Regions from separate parts of the Homo sapiens genome. Here region 1 is linked to region 2. Evidence: read pairs that join two places in POLR2A ChIA-PET (ENCODE). Cell type or tissue: K562. All regions are shown on one strand. Links, peaks and the distances in the headings refer to the core of each region. The heading gives the core; the rest is flanking DNA.

Region 1 (2,911 bases), core at 170-2,669, 170 kb after region 2:
TTGGACTCCATCTCTAGAGGAATAATAGGGTTAAAGTTTGAGAGGAGGTCGGGGGAGAGGACCAGAGAGATATTTTAAATGTGCCTAATTCTTTTAATTATTTATATTCATTCCAATTTTTGCCACATTAGGACTTATCTCCTGCTTTCCATTCCTTCTGTCTTCCCCAATGGCTGAACTGTTGTCTTTTTCTTGTTTGTTTTTGTTTTTCGAGAGAGTCTCGCTCTGTTGTCCAGGCCAGAGTGCAGTGGCATGATCTTGGCTCACTGCAACTTCTGCCTCCCGGATTCAAGCAATTCTCCTGCCTGAGCCTCCCCAGTAACTGGGATTACAGGTGCCCGCCACCACACCCAGCTAATTTTTTGTATTTTTAGTAGAGACAGGGTTTCACCATGTTGGCCAGGCTGGGACTACAGGCATGAACTACTGCGCCCAGCCTGTTGTTTGTCTTTTTAAAGAGAGCCTGGTCTTCAGCAGCTTCTATATAGCTTTCCTCACCGGGGGAAATGCACCTTCCTTAAGCATCCAAGGTGGCTGGGAATCTTGGTGGTGGGGTGGGGTGGGGCAGGCAGGTGTGAGAAACACCCCGCCCACCGCCGCCGAGAATATGTCTGCCTTTGCTCTTTTTCCTTCTCTGTCTCTTCTGATGGTCTGATGGGTGGATGGAGGGTGGCTTGGGTCTGTCTCTTCTGCCTCTGGTCACTCGCCTTGGTGGGCCTTCCCTCGCTTTCTCTGGAATAGCCCAGGGCTTGCTTTGCTCCTCCTGGCCTCTCTTCCTCGGTCATTCCCTGCAGACAAGGACTGGCCACCTCAGCTCTCACGGCTCGCTGGCATCTTTCATCAGCACTGTTTATGACGTTATCCTCATGTTCTCCTAGAGGTTTTTTTCACTGGAGTTATCTTTTGAACTCAAAACAAAAGAGGCGTGTGAAATGTACCAGTTCAAGTCCCAAGAAGCTACCCAAAGGGTGCCCCTCACTATGAGGGTCTCACTCCCCCGTGGGACTGAAGAATAATCGGACCCAAACCTTCTGAGCAAAGGAAGAAGTGGGGTAGAGCTTGCAGTGGGTCAGAAGGGGAGAACTCAGCCCCTAAGAGCCCCAGTAAGCCTGTGTTTTTACAATAAGATGTGGAAGGAGGAACTCTAGGCTGGGGACTTTGCCCAGGGACAAGCAAACCAAGTTTTATTTGCTATGAGAGAATAATGAGGAGGGGGAAAAAAAAAAGGAATGAGCTAGTATAGAGCCAGCTGTGGAAGAGTTTGGGGTTTGGGGAGCTCACACACAGCAGTGGGAAGTAGCCCCTGTGTGGCAGGGACAGACGCGGCAGCTGGCCACCATGGCTGCAGCTCCATCACGCTTTTCAGGTCCTGGCAGCAGAGTCTAACCCATGTTCTCAACATTGCCTGCACATGAGGATCACCTAGGAAGCATTTTAAAAAGGACTTCCTGGGCCCCACCTTGGACCAACCAATTCAGGCTCATTTTTTTTTAAGTTCTATAAATGATTATGGGCTGAGAGGACTGGAACCTCAGGATAGAAGGAGGGTGGCTAGCCAGAAGAGGGTGACTTTGAAAAAAAAGAAACCCAGAGCCAGGGCCCAGGCTGTGGTGATGGCACAGTGATGATAATGATGACCACAGCGACATTTAAGATGATGTACCAGGCAAAGGTCTACGGATAATCCTCACCACCAGCCCTCGACTAGGAACTCTTCTTATCTCCATTTCACAGATGGGGAGCCTGGGGGTCAGCAGTCTTCCCAGGGCTGCACAGCTCATACAGGCAAACTGGGTCTCTGGCCCAGGAGCCCCTACCCAGGTGTGAAGGTCAATGCCTGTTCACTCTCCAGCCTCTTTGGATATGCAGCATTCACAGCTCTGTGCTAGGAAAATGCAGTCAGAAGCCGAAGGTCCACTCATAAAGAAAGAGAAAAGGAATAAAGAGGGCAAAACCAGGTGGAGGAAACCCCCTTACAAACATGTATTCCTAGAAAAGAGGTAGAGCTCAATTACTGACTTGTCCCATGTCAAATGTAGCTTACAAACACTACATGATTAGCTGGATTTGTGGAAGGTAAAATATCCCTCCGTTGGCTTTGTTAATGATGATGCCTTACCCGGTCTCAGGGTAGCAGCTACGTCCCTCTGACAGGTCCCATCATGAGTCAGCCGTGAGCCGGGCGTTTCCCTGGAGCAGTGTGGTGAATGTGACTGACCATTCAGTTCATTCATTCTATGGATATTTATTAACCACCTCTCATGCCAGGTCTGTGCTGGGAGCTGTGGATATGATGGTGAAAGACACTCAGCTCCTGAGGAAGCCTGCTTCGTGGGATGGCAGATATACACACGAAGGGAAATAGCACTTGTCAACGTCATGTGGCCCAGGACTGTGCCGGGTCTTTTCTGTTGTTTGTCTCATGGACTCGTGCAGTCAGTAAGTGGCCACATTCTGTGACAGTGAGCTTCATGGCTAATAGAGAAGGGGCCATGAGAAACAGGGAAAGATGCACCTGACTGTTCAGCGGGAGGCAGGGAGGAGAAGGAGCTGGCTTAAGCAGGGGTTGGAAGGATAAACACATGTTTGGCAAGTCAACAGTGGGAGAAAAGGGGGAGGGAAGGGCATCAGGCAGGTGGAACGGAATACACGAGCTCGGAGCACCAGAGTGAGCCCTGCTCAGGAAATTCTAGAAGGCGAAGACGTGGTTCAGTGTGCACTCCTCTAAGGAGATTTCCTGACCTCCTCATGGCCCTGCCTGGTGAAATCAGGTGTCCTAACCCTGACGTTTATTTATTTTTTCTTTTTTTTGAGACAGGCTCTCACTTTGTCACCCAGGCCGGAATGCAGTGGCTCAAACACAGCTCACTTCAACCTTGACCTCCCTGGCTCAAGTGAGCCACCTGCCTCA
Region 2 (2,911 bases), core at 219-2,718:
ATGCCCTGTGTTTCATAACATAGTTACAATAATAATCGTACAGTGAACAGCCTTGGAAGATAGAGATACTGTCTCTTTCCGCAGCAGAGGGGAAGTTTGCTTATAACAAAGACAATGTCTCCCTCTGTTGACAATGGCAGTCCTGCTCACGGCCCATTATAAAAGACTCAGATTCCCTAAAGTCAGGGTCCTCACACCTGTAATGCAACCCATGCCATGTGCAGCTGCCATCTGGTCCATTTCAAACCACCCTGTGAGAACTGGGATTTGAGAAACCAGCACAGGAAAAAAGATATTGCTGTAAATAATGCATGGTCCTTTGTCTCTGACCCAGGAACCTCTGGTCTTCTCCTGGCCTCCGTAAAACTGAGCAGACTAACTTGTTAGCTTGCAAAGAAAGCAAAATCTTGGATCCTTCACAGTTCCTGACAAGAATTAAAATGAAGTCTTCTCTTGGTAGCTACCTGGAGCCATGAATATTTCCAGGTATCCAAGTGGCCATACTCACTTAGGAGTATTCTGAATTACTGAAGAAAAGGCCCATTAATGACTCTGAAACTCACCCTCCTCCCACACACCCTCGGACTGGAACTTCTGGATTCCTCTTTCTTCATTGATCTACTTGTGGCCCAAACCTGAAACCAGCAGCCATCTCCGTGGCCTCCCTGGCCCTCCCGCTTCACATCCAGGTTCTTCTAGTTCCATCTCAGAATGTTTTCTGAGCTCTGGAACTTGCTTCCATTTCCTTCTTCTAGCAACATCCTAGCCATTGCAAGGTCTCAGCTCTGGGGATACCACCCTGCCTCACCACATTCGTGTTATTTCTCCGTCCCTCTTAACCATGGCTCCCCAGGTTGCCTGTTTTCCCACACATAGAGCAATAGCACTTAGGGCACTGCTGTGTTATAATGACCTGTTTACTTGCCCATGACTGACTATAAGCTCCCTGAGGGCAGGAACTTTCTCAATCTTGTTTACCATTGTATTCCACACCTAGCCCAGCACCTAGCATGTCTCAGCACTTGATCAGTATTTGCTGGGTAAATCTATAAATGAATAAATGAGTAAATGAGCAAGAATATATAAATTGTATCTTACATCATATGAAGTGTGATATAGGTGATAGGAGCATTCACTCTGAAGGAAAGGTGAATATCTCAAGGCACAATCAAGGTTAGCAAAGGTGCCATCTGCAGGTGTCCTGTCTAAGAGAAGTTTAGCTTCAGGAACATCTTACGTTATCTCTTGGACATGAGCAAAACTTTCCCCCTTCTTGAACCAGCTGACCTGAGCTGGTCTGCCAGCCTTCCAGTCTTAGGGCAGGAATGTATGCCTGGCCATCAGGAAGAAGGTGGGAGAAACCAGGGACCCCTAGCCATAGGTCAGCACATGATAGAGGCCTGCTTGAAACACTGGCAGGGTGGCCATGTAGGACTTACACAGTCATCTGCCTGCAAAAACATGACTTGAAATACATGAATGCTTGCCCATATATGACAAGATGGAGGTTTTCCAAGGTAGAGGTACTCAGGCAGAAAAATGAAAGAAAAAAAATGTGAATGTGCTTTTTTTGGTTGTGAGCTTTATTATATGTGTGAATTGCTGATTCTTTAGCAAGACAGTAGCAGTTGACAAAGAATCGCCCTTCAGATGTGTGGAAAAACACTCAGAGAACACAGCAAACCGCCAAACAATCAAAGGCAGCCACAATGCCACACACTTAGAGATGCAAGAAGGTGCCACGGCCTTTATGGCTGCTGCCCTGGGCACGGGCATCTGCGATGCCAGCCAGGTTCGAAGATGGACGGAGCAGCCGCCTGTCTCTCCATGAGGCTCGTGTGGACCCTGAAGCTCACAGACTCCGGCGGATGGCAGGCTTCTGTCTGCACTCTCCACCCCAGCAGCCCGTCCTGCCTCCCTCTGCCCCTCTCTGCCAGTCCCAGCAGGAATCTGACACCTTATACCTTCCTCAATATCAGGTAGCAGTCAATGGAAGGAAAAATGCTGGAGTCTTTTGATAAAGGATTGGATTCTTTTAAGCCAGTTATTAATGTATTTCATTCAGAATGTGAGTAGAAGAAAGAAGTTGCCCTATGTTGCCCTGAGATGGAGGCGCACGGCTTTGAGGAAGGCCCCCACAGTGCAAGTGCCAGAAGATGCAGGTGGAAGAGCATCACTCATGCGTGTGAGCTGTGTCCAAATGCCGAGCTCCACGGAGACACACTCAGACTGCAGCGAGCTTCCTTCTGCAACCATGCAAGTGTCACCCTCTGTCGGGACCCTCTGAGCCCATCCCCGCACCAAAGCTTCTCTCCAGTGCTGGAAACCTCTGTTTTCAGGTATATCGACAAGAGTGATTTCAGTCTGGAGTCACGCCTGGAGTCATGACTGATTTGCTTGAGAAGCCAGTGCAAATCGCTGAGCCACAGCATATGGAAATCTGCAGATTGCAAGTGAAACGTGGGATTCATCAAAAGCCTGATTGCGTACTCTTCCATGACACTTGATACATGGGATTATGATGTGACTTTATCTATCTATTTGAATACTTCCAACCTCAGCAAAGGCCTAAATGTAGAACACAGTGGCAGTGAAACAACTCTACCCTCAAGAAATATATACTTTACATCCATGTCACAAAACGTCTTCCAATTGTGTTTCACTTTCACATGTCAGATTTCATGTAATGATTGCTAATTACTAGCAACCCAGACAAGATATAGACTTATGAAATTGCCTCATGAGTTTAGTGATTTTTCAGCAACTGGAAGGAAATAGAAAATCCTTGGGTCAGTTCTACCTGAGTTCTAATCCCAGCTGTGTCTTTTACGAGCTGGTGGGCTTGAGTAAGTTATTCAACTTTTGTGTGCCTCAGTTTCCTCCTCTGAAAAATGTGGATGATAATAGTACC

What was found. Peaks named below come from ENCODE experiments on the same cell type or tissue, not always from the same donor. Only the 100,000 strongest peaks of a DNase experiment are listed, where the experiment ranks them.
Region 1: POLR2A ChIA-PET joins it to region 2 with 8 read pairs; 3 of 35 experiments call an interaction of 5 or more read pairs at or near these places.

The regions. Positions count from the first base shown.
Region 1 is chr6:161,260,789-161,263,699 of GRCh38, reverse strand. All of the region lies in intron 1 of AGPAT4 (1-acylglycerol-3-phosphate O-acyltransferase 4), which reads left to right. Among named protein-coding and RNA genes, the nearest start is that of AGPAT4, 12 kb to the left of the region's middle. In K562, for the core only: no CTCF peak of the experiment used is centred there; DNase peaks (open chromatin) are centred at 1,709 and 2,149.
Region 2 is chr6:161,427,362-161,430,272 of GRCh38, reverse strand. The region is part of intron 9 of PRKN (parkin RBR E3 ubiquitin protein ligase); the gene reads left to right. Among named protein-coding and RNA genes, the nearest start is that of AGPAT4, 150 kb to the right of the region's middle. In K562, for the core only: no CTCF peak of the experiment used is centred there; no DNase peak of the experiment used is centred there; H3K27me3 peaks cover 786 bases.